Linked DNA regions of Homo sapiens: region 2 is linked to region 1. A link is an interaction called in ENCODE POLR2A ChIA-PET data of the cell type or tissue named here. Cell type or tissue: Panc1. All regions are shown on one strand. Each heading gives the region's core, and the rest is flanking DNA. Links, peaks and the distances in the headings are about the cores only.

Region 1 (8,173 bases), core at 1,958-6,957:
GATTTTTGTAATATTTCAATCTTCCTCATTATTATTATTATGTTATCTTGATCTGAGATCAGTGATATTTAACATTATTATTGTAATTGTTTTAGGACACCATAAACCACACCCATGTAAGACAGCAAACCTAATAAATAAACGTTTTGTGTTCTGGTTGCTCCAACAGCCAGCCATTTTTCTGTCTCTTTTCCTCTCTTTGGGCCTCCCTACTCCCTGAGACACAACAGTACTGAAATTATGCCAAAGAATAACCCTACAATGATTTCCAGATGTTCAGATTAAAGGTAGAGTCTCACATCTGTCACATTAATCAAATGCTAGAAATGATTAAGTTTCATGAGAATGGCATGTCAAAAGCTGAGAGAGGCCAAAAGCTAGGCCTCTTTCACCAAATGTTTAGCCAAGTTGTAAATGCTAAGGAAAAGTTCTTGAAGGAAATTAAAAGTGCTACTTCAGTGAACACATGAATGATAAGAAAGCAAAACAGCCTTATTACTGATATGGAGAAAGTTTTAGTGATCTGGATAGAAGATCAAACCAACTACAGCATTCTCTTAAGCCAAAGCCTAATCCAGAGCAAAGCCCTAATGCTCTTCAATTCTGTGAAGGCGGAGAAAGGTCAGGAAGCTGCAGAAGAAAAGTTGGCAGCTAGCAGAACTTGGGTCATTAAGTTTAAGGAAAGAAGCTATCTGCATAACATAAAAATGTAAAGTGAAGCAGCAAGTGCTGATGTAGAAGCCGTAGCCAGTTATACAGAAAATCTAGCTAAGATAATTAATGAAGGTGGTTAACTAAACAACAGATTTTTAATGTAGCAAAAACAGCCTTATATTAGAAGAAGATGGTAATCTAGGACTTTCATAGCTAGAGAAGAGAAATTAATGCCTGGCTTCACGCTTCAAAGGATAGGGTGACTCTGTTGTTAGGGGCTAATGCAGCTGGTGACTACGTGGAAGCCAGTGCTCATTTACCATTCTGAAAATCCTAGGGTTCTGAACAGTTATGTTAAGTCTACTCTGCCTGTGCTCGATCAATGGAAAAACAAAGCCTGGTTGACAGCACATCTGTTTACGGCACAGTTTTCTCAATATTTGAAGCTCACTGTCGATACCTATTGCTGAGGAAAAAAAAAGATTCCTTTTGAGATGTTACTGTTCATTGACAATGCACATGGTTACTCAAGGCTCTGATGGAAATGCACAAGGAGAATTAATGTTTTTGTGTCTGCTAAAACAGTATCTATTCTGCAGCCTATGGATGAAGGAGTAATATTGACTTTCAAGTCTTATGATATAAGAAATACGTTTCTTAAGGCTATTGCTGCTGTAATAGTAGATATGGGCAAAGTAAACCTCCTTGAAAGGAGTCACCATTCTAGATGCCATGAAGATCATTCATGATTTATGGGAGGAGGTGAAAATACGTCAACTTTAACAGGAGTCTAGAAGAAGTTGATTCCAGCCCTCAGGGATAATTTTGAGGGCTTCAAGACATCAGTGGAGGAAGTAACTACAGATAAGGTAGATACAGCAAAAGAGCTAGAATTAGAAGTGGAGTGTGAAGTTGGGACTGAATTGCTGCAATCTCATGAACAAATTAGAATGGATGAGGAGTTATTTCTTATGGCTGAGCAAATAAAGTGATTTCTTGAGATGGAATCTACTGGTGAAGATGCTGTGAATATTGTTGAAATGGTAACTGAGGATTTAGTATATCGTGTAAGTTTAGTTGTTAAAACAGCAGGGTTTGAGAGGATTGACTCCATCTTTAAAAGAAGTTCTACTGTGGTTTACCCTATCAAATAGCATTACATGCTACAAAGATATCTTTCATGAAAGGAAGAGTCAGTCGATGTGGCATACTTTATTGTTGTCTTTTTTTTTAGAAATTGCCACAGCCACCCCAGCCTGCAGCAACTACCACCCTGATCAGTTAGCTGTCATCAACATCAAGGCAAGACTTTCCACCAGCAAAAAGATTATAACTTGCTGAAGGCTTAGATAATCATTTGCATTTTTAGCAATAAAGGATTTTTAAATTAAGGTATATATATTTTTCCCCCATACATATTGGTATTGCATACTTAGTAGACTATCATATACTGTAAACATAGCTTTTATATATATTGGTAAATTAGAAATTCTTGTCACTTGCTTTATTGTGATATTAGCTTTATTGCAATATTAGCTTTATTGTAGTGGTCTGGAACTGAACCTGCAGTATCTTGGAGGTATGCCTGTATTTGTCAGAACCCTTCTAGCTGTAAAAGTAAAGAGATTGAATTTTACAATATGTGGGGTATACCCAAACCACCCTAAAAAAAATTGTTTAATTCGGAACACAAAGGAAAATGTCAGCTTTATACTTCAGCAACAGTTTCTTTTCACTTGGAGGTAAGGCCTCCTGCTTCTCCGCTCTTTTACCAACCTTTGACTATCTTTTACAACCCATTTACACAGACCTGCATTGTTATTGCCTCAGTGGGCTCAGAACTACCTCAGCAAAGAAGGGGACTTGGAGTGTTGCTTCACCAGCTGGAAACCTCCATGGCCAGTGGCTCCTTCTGCCTGAGTACTGCTCGCACCCACTGAGCTTGTTCTGCCCACTCAGCCCAGCAGGCTGCACTCTGCTCGTGCTACTGGCCTTAATCCCACACCTGCCAAGGGCGAGCGAGGCGTGGAGCGGTGAGGGTTGTGTGGGCAAGTGAGCCCAGGTTCCTGCCACTATGCACAGTCAGGCACACAAGCTGCTGCATGGGGTGGGCAGCTCCACACACTGATAACAGGTGCTGGCTCCATGCAAGGCTGTGGCTGGACCAGATGTACTGCACACATCTTCCACTCTGTGCACCCGTGACTGGACGAGGGGAACACAGTGGTGCCCAGAAGCTTGGAGAAGCCAGGAACCAGAGCCCCAAAGAGGGTGTCACAGCCCTGCCTCAGGGAGCCCCTAGGTCTGGGCTCCCCAGAGGGCTGCAACTCTTCTCCTTCTCATCACCCTCAATGTGGCAAGTCAGGGTTGGGGGTGTTTTTCAGCTTTGTTTGTGTTACTGCTCTTTCAGTCCCTCCATTTGGTGGGTCCTGAGTTCTTGTCCCGTGTCCAGGACCAGTGAGGTATGTGGACAACTGGAGGGTGAGCAAGGTGGAAAGGACTTTAATTGAACAACAGAACAGCTCTCAGGAGACCCAACATAGGTAGCTCCTTTCTGCAGCTAGTAGTCCTGAAGTCTCTCCAAGTCTGGCTGAGTCCAGGGGATTTTATGGGCTCAGAAGGGACAGAGTGCATGCTGATTGGTCCATGGGTGGCCATGGGCAGGCCCAGTGAAAGCACCCTAAGTTCTCACTCTGGGCCGAGGTCTCCACATGGAACTGGCAGCCCAGCCCCCAGGCTTCAGGCTGTCCATGTCTTGAAGGTGGGGTTTCACCAGGGACCCACCCCTTTGCACCCAGGAGCCTGTCTGCCTTCTGTCACCAGGAATGTGCCATCCATGGCCCCCAGGCTGTTTGTGCCAAGGAGTGCCTGAAGCCCTATGGCAAACCACCCTCAGCCCTCCTCAGCCTCCCTCCCATGCTCACCAGTGCCCAAAGTCCAGAGGGGTTCAAGGTGGCTGGGGGCTGGCATCTCAGTGTCTCCCTGAGCACAGGCACACCCAGTTGAGTTGTGACAGCACCCAGGCTTGGCCACAACTTTGCTCTGCCCAGAGCCTGCGCCACAATCGGAGTGGCCAGGGAGCAGGAGCAGTCACTTCTGAGCCTGCAGGGGCAGGAGGGCTTCCCAGGCCCCCAAGAACACAAGGATGCCTGGGTGCAGAGTCACGGCTGGACAACTGCAGTGAGCCCCGCCCTCCCAACTCAGTAGGGGCCAGGGCTCCTGCCCGTTCGCAGCCTTGACGGCTTGGCAGAGCTTGCAACTCTAGCCGCACCTACCCAGTGCAGCGGGCGTCCTCACAGCCGCGCTCCAGACGGGCCGCTGCTGCCATCATTACTCCCAAGTTTCGGGTCAGAAATAAGTAGAATTTTAGTGCTGGAGAGATTCTTAGAGAATTTGATTTCTTAATAAAAATTTGGCTAACTAGATATTTTACATGTAAATCTTTTAGAGAATTTATTCAGCAACAAAAATCAGTTATGTGTGTATTGACAGTTTCTAATCTAATTTTCATAAATATAACTAAAATTATGAAAATGTACTTAAAAAAAAAAGCTAGATTATACTCCTGTCTCCTAGAAGGGACAGTGCAGGTAAACCAGACCAGTGCCTTGTATCAATAATTATGTTTCATACCAAGTAATAATGTTTACCTTTTTGTTATGCCAGTACAATTTATGGCCTAAAAGTTACATGTTGTTTCTGTTTACATCAAGATATTTGATGACAGACTTAGTCAGAGGTATGTTTTGTTATGAAAAAGACAATGATAAGCCAGTTGTAAAACGAGTGCCTTTTGGAAATCTTGATTCCGGAACTTTTTTTTTTGTATTAGAGTACAAAAAAGAATATTTGTCATAGGATTTTATAAAAGTATAGTATATTCTATCTAAGTAGAAAGTTGAAGAAAATAGAATGCTAATGTTGGAGAAGGTGAGCAAAATTATATTTTTATGAATGTTTAGGATATTTTGGGAATTTCTAAGAGTTCAGCCTCTTTAATTCTATAGTTTGGGGCTTAACGCATTTTTTTTTAAATATGTGTGTTTTTTTAGAGGCTAGTAGAGGCCTGACATTTTGAGTTTAACAACTTTATAAGGTTTATTCTTAAATTCTGTATCAGACTTAATGTCTTTGAATTGTGTATTTAATAATTTGATGTCCTTTTGCTACTGCATTTATAAACCAGAATTCAGTCTTTGATGATTGCATTATATTACTAAGTGATTTGGGTAAAGACAGAGGGGAAAAAGAGAAAGAGGGAAGATGGAGGAGGGTAGAGGGAGGTTGAAGTGGTATATGTGTGTCGGTTGTTGTATTTATGTTTTATCTTTGCTTGTTAGACAATTAGAATTGAAGTTAAACACTAGGAAATAGATGATAAGTTTATCTCTATACTCCCAGGAAAATTTAACATTAGAATTAAGGCATTTAGCTAAACTAAGCCAAGATTGGAAAACTACTGTGCTCTATGCCTGTGTTTAGAAATAAAGTTTTATTGGAACACAGCCACATTCATTTTTTTTCTCTTGTGAGTGCTTTCACACTGCAATGGGAGAGTTGAATAGTGCTATATAGACGGTATGGCTGACAAGCTGAAAATGTGTACCATCTGGCCCTTTATTACTAATTATAATATGGCTTATAGAAAGGTATTAGTAATTGTTAGAACTAAGAAATACTCATATGATAGATCTCTCTTATCTGAAGCAATAATAATATTGAGCCTCATAGGAAAAGATTATATCAATCATCTGACACTGTAGGTGCTCCAACCCATTTTCTCACTCTGATTCTCCATACCTCCTTTTATGCTACTCAGCTGTTTTTTTCTGAGTGCTTATTAGTGTAGTGTAGTGAATATTATTACCACATAGTTTACTTATACACAGTATTTATTATTGTCTGTCTCCCATTGCTCTAATGCAAGGGAAGCATTTTTGTCTATTTTGAGCAAGGATTTTTGTCGTATTTACTGGTATATTCAGGTACCTGGAACACATAGTAGCAGTTAGTATGAAATAAACCTGCCTTCTTATTAACTATATTAATCAATTTAGAAAGCATCAGCTTTTCACTTGCTGGCTATATTTTGCTAATTCAAAATGCAAATAATTTGCTGAGCTAAATTGTATATCTTTTAATTTGTTTTCTCTGTTCTTCATTGAGAAAGTTAGTATTTTCTGTTTTTAACTTCTCACTTTAGCTACATGTAGTTTTTTCTTGGGGGTGATATGTGTTTAGTAGAAGGTAGTTCAGTAATATATTTACTGAATAGCAAAACGAACACTAAGATTAAAGCTCATGTTAACTACTCTGATGGCCTTGAGGAAGTAATGCTGAGAGTTTAATCACCATTAAGTAATTAAGAATAATTTCTCATAAAAGTTCTCTTCCTTCCAGTTATATTCATGACTGTGTTTTGGTGATAGTTGATTGCCCTGCTTACATAGTTGCAAAATTGGTAAGGAGAACAGTATTCTGCAGCCAAGTTTCCATGAGTTGATATTTCACATTCACATTTGTGACCTAAACCTGTATTCTGGCAGACAGTGAGAAAAGCCAAATGTTCTCGTAAGCAGCAAGGATTTTCTTCATGGAAAACAAAGAAGTAAAAATGTAATCCAAGCAAAACTATCATGTATATACTGAATTTTATAGGTATATCTACAGAAAATTAATATTTGCTTTTATGCATTTTATTACAAGTTTATTTTGTTAGGTATTATATTTGAAGTAAAAAATAAAATACAAAATTGAATACATAAAGGGAAATCAGAAAAACCCAGAAATATTACTCTAAGATAATAACAATTATTACCACTTTTATTTGAGCACATGCACTATACCAGGCACAGCACACCGTGCTTTATGTACATAATCTGTAACTCTCCTGACAACCCTGCAAAGTAGTACCTCTGTTTACATTTTGAAGATGAGAAAATTACTGCTCAAAGAGATTAAATAGCTTGCCATGATTCAGGAACTAGTAAGTAATGAAGGCAGTATTGTAAGGCAGGACTTTCTGTCTCCCCAGATACCTTATTCTTTATCCCGTAGCATGTCATTTTTCTCCAGTATTGTCATGATGTGTCATCAGATGACTATACTTTTTATCCATACTTTATTTAAAAATTTTATGTGTTAGAAAACTTATACTCTAGACATTTAAAATTTAAATTTTCATAACATAGTATGCTTCTGAATAACCTGAGAAGAATGTTACACAAAAGGAGATGGCTTGCTGATTCCGTGGAGTAATAAATGCCTACCTGTTTTCATTTTGAAGTTGAAGCCATTGCTTCTAATTTTAAGCCAACCTGTATTTTTTTTTCATTTTACCTTTCACATCTTCATAACATGTATTTGGCCTTATATAGCTGTGAAAATTGATTGTACAAATTGGTTTGAGCATATGAGACCTATGAACACTTGTATTCTGACTTAGCATAGAGTTTTATATTTTCTGAGTAGCATAGACCCATATATTTTTGGACACCCCTCGTATTTTACATTTAATAGAATGATGAACATGATTCATTAAGCCTTTCTTTGATGAAAGACAGAAACCACAGAGCAATGAAGATATTGGCATTTCTGATAAAGTTTGTATATTAAAGTCTTATGGTAGCCTATGAAAAAGAGCTTGTTTGGAAAAATTGAGAGATTCAAGTTTTGTATTATACTTAAGTTTTGTCACTTCATCAAATGCCTCCCTTTCTATGTCTTATCATGAATTTATTTTTTTCCCTTTAATAGTAGATCAAATATAGATAGCCAGGAAAGAGTAAAAGGTCAGTTATGGTAATATAGTGAAGATGTTTCATTCATACTTTAATATTATACAAGTATTAGTTTTGTATTATACTTCTTCTTCTTCTTCTTCTTCTTCTTATTATTATTATTATTATTTTGAGACAGAGACTCACCCTGTCGCCCAGGATGGGGTGCAATGGCATGATCTCTGCTCATTGCAACTTCTGCCTTCTGGGTTCAAGTCATTCTTCTGCCTCAGCCTTCTGAGTAGCTGGGATTACAGGCATGTGCCAATTTTTGTATTTTTGTGAAGACAGGGTTTCACCATGTTGGCCAGGCTGGTCTTGAACTCCTGACCTCAGGTGATCCGCCTGCCTCAGCCTCCCAAAGTGCTGGGATTACAGGTGTGAGCCACCGCACCCAGCTATACTTACTATTTTAGAAGAACTTTATGAACACTATTAATAATAAAATTGCTTTAAATTATTATCTATTGAGTGAATGAATGGCTGGCTGACTGAATGAATGCATACATTCAGAACTCTGGACTCCAAAATCTTTTAGAGTCTCCCTTTGAGTGGAAACTACTCTTCCTTGATTTTGGAAATGTTAAATTAAAAGATAGCTTAATATTGGTGTTGCTCCTTTCTATAATTGTCAAAAAGAAGTTATAGTGTCCTCATAAAGACAAATAAGGAGATAAAGAAAAACAAAAATAATTGAGTTAAATTGTTAATTTTTGTTTGTTTTATGTGATCCTCAGATT
Region 2 (8,173 bases), core at 1,216-6,215, 240 kb before region 1:
CATACCCCTACACTCCATGCTACCTAATTGCTGGAAGTTCCTTAGATGTGCTAGGCTTTCTCTCCCTTTCTCCTTTGGAAGTTATATAAGATGCTTTCTTTTTGTTCCCGTTCTTTCTTTTCCTTACTATTGCTAATTCTTTCAGTCTCCAATCATTTGTCACTGCTTCCAGGAAACCTCTCTGTTCAGGCTGGGTTAGATGTATTCTCTGAGTGCTCTCAAAGTAGCCTGTGTATATTTTTCTCATGGCACTTACAGTATTGAGCTTTAGTTATCCGTGTACCAGTCCTCATCGCCTCAACCATGCTGTATGTTCCTTAAGGCTAAAGACCAATGTTATATTTTCCTTTGGGCTTCCTATTGCTTAGCACAGTACCTGGCACATAGCTGTTACCCATAAATGTTAATTGAATTAATGAGTAAATGTATTCACCATTTATGGAAACACTGACTTGTCTGTTTCCAAAAACCATATTCTTTCACCAGGGACAGATCTCTCTAAATATCAGCTTCCTTATTTCTAAATAGGGAAGGTGTACTGGATGATCCCTTACACTGCTGATAAATTGGTATTGTATGATTCTAAGATTCATCATCCTGGGGCATATACAAAAGAAAATGATGTGGATTGTGGAAGATATTCCAAAATAGGAGTTCCAAAATATTTTAAGCAATGGTGGTAATGTTGAAATAATAATTTGGCTTTTTGGTCCTACTGTTTAACTAATGTGTTGAGTGCCAATGATCTGAACACTTGAACATTTAAGTGATTTACTTATGGTGATCAGAGTTTCTATTCCTTTGCTGACATATCTAAATCATTTTAGAAAGATTGTGTCAATTCTCCTTTGCTGAAGATTTTCAAGTCAAAGTTGGACAGTTGTTTGTCATGGATATTGTAGATGTGATTTAAGATATAATTGTGTAATGATAAGGCTAAGTGACCACTAAGATTTTGCTTTATGATGAGATGCTTCAATTTTGTAGTTTAGAGCTTTTGCTTTTATGTTACAATATTTTAAAAAATTGAATTTAAAGCTTGGATAACATACTATTTATTTGTCTAAGTTTAGGTCTTAGTGGATTTAATATCAACATTAGAAAGTTACCAGAAGTCTATGTTTATCAAAATTGTTGACTTCCATGCATCCAAAAACTGACTCTAGGGAGTCATCTCCGGCTTGTTAAAATGAGCTGGGTTAAGTCAGTGTCTAAAGTCCAATTTAGAAAGGTCTCTTAGCACAGCCTTTTAAAAAATTTATAAAAATGTAAAATACAAACACAGAAAATCACGTTTAAAAATTTGTACTTTAGGGAATTATTCCTATGTGAACATTCTTATAACTGTTGCTCAGGTCATAAAACAGAACTTTGCCAGCCACCTCAGAAGCGTTCTATGCCCTGTCTCTATCACAGACTGTCTTCCCCAATGAAAGTGTAGACTTATTTCAGTCACTTCTTTATTTTTCTTAATAGTTTTTGTCATAGAAATAGGTATTCTAAAATAGTCTACTTTAGTTTGGCCTTTGAAAATATATGAATTTTTAGCTGTTTTCATGTCATGTCTTCCTTCCATCCTTTTTTCTCCCTTGCAATTACTTGCTAAAGAAATTGGATTGTTTGATCTATAGAGTTTCTCAGCCTGGGTTTTCTTGATTGCTCTAGGTGTGTAGGACTTAAGTGTTTAGAACAGGCATGGCTGTTTCATGCCTCAGTCCTGGAATGACATTCTACCCAGAATATCATTCTCTTTTGTCTCTCCCTTGCCAATACCTTGCTCATGTGGTTATCTTCTATCTATACTCCAAAACTTAGCTCAAAACTCACCCCTCCTAGAAATATTCCCAGCCTTTTCATTTAATAATGGATATGTCCTATTCTGTAGTCTCCTAGCACCTGTAAAAAACTCCAGTATGACACCAATCACATGGCTGCAATTCTTTCTTTTTCTAAAAATATATATGTTTAGAGATGTATTGGAAGGAGTTGGCTTACACCATAGTGGGGGCTGGTGAGGCAAGTCTGAGATCCATAGGCAGGCTGGCAGAACTGGCAGGCTAGAATTCTCTGGCATAGGCTGAAGTGGCTGTCCACAGGCAGAATTTCTGCTGGGAAGCTTCAGCTCTGCTCATAAGGCCTTTCAACTGATTGAAACAGGCCTGCAACATTTTCAAGAATAATGTTCTTTACTCGAAGTCAATTGTTGAAACAGGCCTGCAACATTTTCAAGAATAATCTTCTTTACTGGAAGTCAATTGATTATGGACTTTAATCACATTTACAAAGTACCTTCACAGCAACACATAGATTAGTGTTTCATTGAATTACTGGGGACTGCAGCCTAGCCAAGTTGATACATTAAAAAAAAATCACACTGCATCTTTTGATTTTCTTTCTGAATCTCTGCTTTTCTTTTTCCTAATTTTGGCCTCTGTAAACCTTTCATTTTTTTCATGCTTTAGCATTGTGAGGGACTTAATACTGGGATATTTTTTCACAATATCTTGTTCACCATCTTACCTGTCACTCTTTTCCCTGAGGTACTTTGATCCAACAGACATTCACTCGATTCTGTTGTGTGTCGGGCAGTGTGCCACTGCTAGGGATACAGAAATGGATAAGGTATAGTTCCCTACCCTCAAAAAGCTCACCGTCAGTTGGTGGGGGACAGACAGGTATGGTATAAAATTACTGTGAGTGGTATAAAATTACCTGAAGGCATAAAATATCCAGCTAGTGTTAAAATTTTCCTGATGGTCTCATATTTTCTTTACAGTTGGTTTATTCTCCATCAGAAGTTGAACAAGGTTCACATATCCCTTTTGGGTGATACGTCTCCAAACTCCCTTTATAATTGAGAAATTCTCTCTTTTTCCTTGAACTCATGAATGTGCGTATTTTCAGTCATGTTTAATATGATGCACAGTTGGTATTTTTATTCTAGATTGCTTTAAAGTTTTAACAATGCTAACATTGTTACATATGGATGTAACAAAGTTAACTCCCTTTTTAATTGAGAAATTCTCTCTCCCTCCTTGAACTCACTCATGAATGTGCTTATTTTCAGTTGTGTTTAATATGACACACAGTTGGTATTTTATTCTAGATTGTTTTAAAGTTTTAACAATGCAAACATTGTTACATGCTTATTATAAAGGTAACATGCACAACTGAGAAAAAAATTTAAATATCACAATGCATGTGGAAGTAAAATATCATTTTTATCTCATTATCCCCAAATAATTGGTAACCCTTTGGGATTGTTTCCTACTAATCTGTACATATTCAAATGTACAGTTTTTACATATTAAATATTCCCTGTGCTATTACTTTGGGTTTAATTTGCTCTTATTTTTCTAGATCATAATGTAGAAGCTTAGATTTTTATGTTTTGTTTATCTAATACAAATATTTAAAGCTGTAACTTTCCCATTAAACATGCTGAGTTTTCATTATCATAAAACTAGAAATATTTTCTAAATTTCTTTGTGATTTATTTTCTCTGTTTTTTTTTGTTTGTTTGTTTGTTTTGTTGTTGTTGTTGAGACAGGGTCTTCTCTGTCATCCAGGCTGGAGTGCATTCGTGCTATCTCGGCTGACTGCAACCTCCGCCTCCCAGGCCCAAGCAATTCTTGTGCCTCAGCCTTCTAGGTAGCTGGGATTACAGGCGCATGCCACCATGCCTGGCTAATTTTTTTTATTTTTTGTAGAGTGGGGTTTTGCCATGTTGGCCAGGCTGGCCTCGAACTCCTGATCTCAAGCAATCCACCCATCTCCCAAAGTACTGAGATTATAGGCATGAACCACCACGCCTGGCCTTCTCTGTGTTTTATTTGGAAATGCATTGCCTAATTTCCAAATATTTGGGGATTTTCCAGATATCATATTGCTAACATTTCTACTTTAATACATCATATGATTTCAGTCATTTCAAATGTATTGAGGCTTGTTTTATGGTCAAGCATATAATTTATTCTTGGGAACGTTCTATGTGCCCTTGAAAAGAATGTAGATTCTGCAGATGTTGGGTGTAGTGATCTTTAAGTGTCATTTTGGGCATATCTGCATGCAAAAGAATGAAGTTGTGCCACATACCACATACAAAAATTAACTCAAAATGTATTAAAACCTAAATAGAAGGGGTAAAACTAAAACTTGGAGGAATGCATAGGTGTAAACCTTCATGACCCTAGATTAGGCAGTGATTTTTTAGATATGACACCAAAAGTACAAGCAACAAAAGAAGAACATTGATAAATTGGACTTCATGAAAATTTAAAGTGTTTATGCTTCAAAGGACAACATCAAGAAAGTGAAAAGAGGCCGGGCGCGGTGGCTCATGCCTGTAATCCCAGCACTTTGGGAGGCCGAGGCGGGCGGATCACGAGGTCAGGAGATCGAGACCATCCTGGCTAACACATGAAACCCCGACTCTACTAAAAATACAAAAAATTAGCCGGGCGTGGTGGCGGGCGCCTGTAGTCCCAACTACTCGGGAGGCTGAGGCAGGAGAATGGCGTGAACCCAGGAGGCGGAGCTTGCAGTGAGCCGAGATTGCGCCACTGCACTCCCGCCTGGGTGAAAGAGCGAGACTCCGTCTCAAAAAAAAAAAAAATAAATAAAAGTAAGTGAAAAGATACCCCACAGGATGGGAGAAAATATTCTCACATCATATGTCTGAACGGGATTTGTGTCTAGAACATATAATGAACTCTTTCAACTCAATAATAAAAAGACAATCTAAAAATGAATCAAAGATCTAAGTAGACAGTTCTTCAAAGAAGGTAACCAAATAGCCAATAAGCACATGAAAAGATGCTCAACATTATTACCCATCGAAGAAATGCAAATCAAAACCACAGTGAGATATTACTTCACACTCAACTAGGATGCCTATAATTGAGAAACAAAAACAGACCATAACAAGTGTTGGCCTGGATGTGGAATAATTGGAACTCTCATATATTGTGATGAGAATGTAAAGTTGCATTGGAAAACAGTCTGACAGTTCCACAAATGATTAAACATAGAGTTACCATATGACCCAGTAATTTGACTCCTAGGTATATACTCCCCCCAAAAGAAAACATGTCTACACAAAATCTTGTCTACGAATGTTCATAGCAACGTTATTTACGTAGCCAAAAAGTAAAAACAGTCCAAATATCCATCAGCTGCTGAATGAATGAATCAAAGTCTAGCTATACAATGGACTATTATTTGGTGATAAAAAGTAATGAAGTACTGATACATGCTACAACATGCATAAACCTTGAAAACATTATTCTGAGTGAAAGAGGCAGTCACATTTTGTTTATATGAAATGTCCAGAATAGACAAATCTATACAGACAGGTTGCCCAGGGTTGGGATGAGTGGTATTAGGGACGTGTAAAATGACTGCTAAAGAATGTAGGGTGACGAAAATGTTCTATAATTGATTGTGATGGTTGCCCAATGCTGTGATTATAGTAAAGCACATTGAACTGTATGCATGTTTTAAATGAGTGAATTGCATGGCATGTGAATTATACCTCAATAAGGCTATAACAGGTAAAACAAACAAAGGAACCATGGGTACCAACAGTTCAGAATAAGTGCCTTCGATATTACTTAGTATTATGGTGTCTTTGGAAAAGGAATTTCTCAGATGGAGTTAATTGATTTGAACAATTCAAGACCAGTAGGCAAATTGCCATAGATGGCTTCCCAAGCTGGCAGTTAATTTTTTTCTGTTAAAAATATATATTTTTTTAATTTTTTAGAGACAGGATTTCACTTTGTTGCCCAGGCTGGTCTCAAACCCTGGGCTCAAGTGATCTGCCTGCCAAGGCCTCCCAGAGTGCTGGAATTACAGGTGTGAGCCACTGTGCTCAGCCACAATTAATGTTTTGGAACATAGTTTTCAAATGACTATATTAGGAGGATGAAGTCTTAGGTAAATGAAACTTACCTGATTTAAACAACAGTATCATTTAAATCACGATTGGTAATGCTGTTCACACCTTCCATATTCTTAATGATTTATTCTCTTGTCAGTTTTTGCTTCAGATATTTTAGAGTTCTATTATTAGCTGCTAAACATTTAAGATGATTATGGTGACCCTGTTTATTTCTGGTTATACTACTTGCCTTCAAAGCTATATTGTCAGATATTAATATAGCCAGATCAGCTTTCTTATACTGAAGGTCTGCATTTTACCCATTTTTTCCACAGTTTTACTATTAACTTGCCTAGTAAATTAAGGTGCTTTTCTTGTAAACAACATAGTTAGGTTTTGTTTTTTCATCTTGTTGACAATTGTTTCCTTTTAGTGGTGTGTTGGACATTTATATTCAGTGTTATTATTGATATGGTTAGTTTAAATCTGACATTTTGCTATTTTTCTTTTTTTAAAATTTCTTCTAAAAAAATGGGATACATATGCAGAACGTGCACATAGGTATACGTGTGCCATGCTGGTTTGCTGCACCCATTGACCCATCCTCTAAGTTCCCTCCTTTCACTCCCCACCCCACAACAGGCCCTGGTGTGTGTTGTTCCCCACTCTGTGTCCATGTGTTCTTATTGTTCAACTCCCACTTACGAGAGAGAACATGCGGTATTTGGTTTTCTTTTCCTGTGTTAGTTTGCTGAGGGTGATGGCTTCTAGCTTCATCCATGTCCCTGCAAAAGACATGATCTCATTCCTTTTTATGGCTGCATAATATTCCACGGTGTGTGTGTACCACATTTTCTTGATCCAGTCTATCATTGATGGGCATTTGGGTTGGTTCCATGTCTTTGCTATTGTGAATAGTGCTGCAATAAACACACATGTGCATGTGTCTTTATAGTAGAATGATGTATATTCCTTTGGGTATATACCCAGTAATGAGATTGCTGGGTCAAATGGTATTTCTGGTTCTAGATCCTTGAATTGCCGCACTGTCTTCAACAATGGTTGAACTAATTTACATTCCCACCAACGGTGTTAAAGTGTTTCTATTTCTCCACAGCCTTGCCAGTATCTGTTGTTTCCTGACTTTTTAATAACCACCATTCTGACTGGTGTGAGATGGTATCTCATTGTGGTTTTGATTTGCATTTCTCTGATGATCAGTGATGTTGAGCTTTTTTCCTTATGTTTGTTGGCCATGTAAATGTTGTCTTTTGAGAAGTGTCTGTTCATATCCTTTGCCCACTTTTTGATGAGGTTGTTTTTTTCTTGTAAATTTGTTTAAGTTCCTTATAAATTCTGGATATTAGACCTTTGTTAGATGGGTAGATTGCAGAAATTTTCTCCTATTCTGTAGATTGCCTATTCACTCTGCTGATAGTTTATTTTGCTGTGCAGAAACTCTTTAGTTTAATTAGATCCCATTTGTCAGTTTTGGCTTTTGTTGCAATTGCTTTTGTTGAGGTCTCTGCTCTGCTCCATTGGTCTATATATCTGTTTTGGTACCAGTACCATGTTGTTTTGGTTACTGCAGCCTTGTAGTATAGTTTGAAGTCAGGTAGTGTGATGTCTCTAGCTTTGTTCTTTTTGCTTAGGATTGTCTTGGCTATACGGGGTCTTCTTTCATTCCATATGAAATTTAAAATAGTTTTTTCTAATTCTGTAAAGAATGTCAATGGTAGTTTGATGGGAATAGCATTGAATCTATAAATTACTTTGGGCAGTATGTCCATTTTCACGATAGTGATTCTTCCTATCCTTGAGGATGGAATATTTTTCCATTTGTTTGCATTCTCTCTTATTTCCTTGAGCAGTGGTTTGTAGTTCTCCTTGAAGAGGTCCTTCACATCCCTTGTTAGCTGTATTCCTAGGTATTTTATTCTCTTTGTAACGATTGTGAACGGGAGTTCATTCATGATTTGGCTCTCTGCTTGTCTATTGTTGGTGTAAAGGAATGCTTGTGATTTTTCCACATTGATTTTGTATCCCGAGACTTTGCTGAAGTTGCTTGTCAGTTTAAGGAGTTTTTGGGCAGAGATGATGGGGTTTTCTAAATATACAATCATGTCATCTGCAAACAGAGACAATTTGACTTCCTCTCTTCCTATTTCAATACCCTTTGTTTCTTTCTCTTGCCTGATTTCCCTGGCCAGAATTTCCAATACTATGTTGAGTAGGAGTGGTGAGAGAGGCATCCTTGCCTTGTGCCAGTTTTCAAAGGGAATGCTTCCAGCT

The links. ChIA-PET counts read pairs that join two places held together with the same protein. Peaks named below come from ENCODE experiments on the same cell type or tissue, not always from the same donor. Only the 100,000 strongest peaks of a DNase experiment are listed, where the experiment ranks them.
Region 2: POLR2A ChIA-PET joins it to region 1 with 7 read pairs; 2 of 35 experiments call an interaction of 5 or more read pairs at or near these places.

What each region holds. Positions count from the first base shown.
Region 1 is chr4:123,104,190-123,112,362 of GRCh38, forward strand. The region is part of intron 14 of AFG2A (AAA ATPase AFG2A); the gene reads left to right. Among named protein-coding and RNA genes, the nearest start is that of AFG2A, 190 kb to the left of the region's middle. In Panc1, for the core only: no CTCF peak of the experiment used is centred there; no DNase peak of the experiment used is centred there; H3K27ac peaks cover 2,619 bases.
Region 2 is chr4:122,861,767-122,869,939 of GRCh38, forward strand. The region is part of intron 1 of FGF2 (fibroblast growth factor 2); the gene reads left to right. Among named protein-coding and RNA genes, the nearest start is that of FGF2, 39 kb to the left of the region's middle. In Panc1, for the core only: no CTCF peak of the experiment used is centred there; no DNase peak of the experiment used is centred there.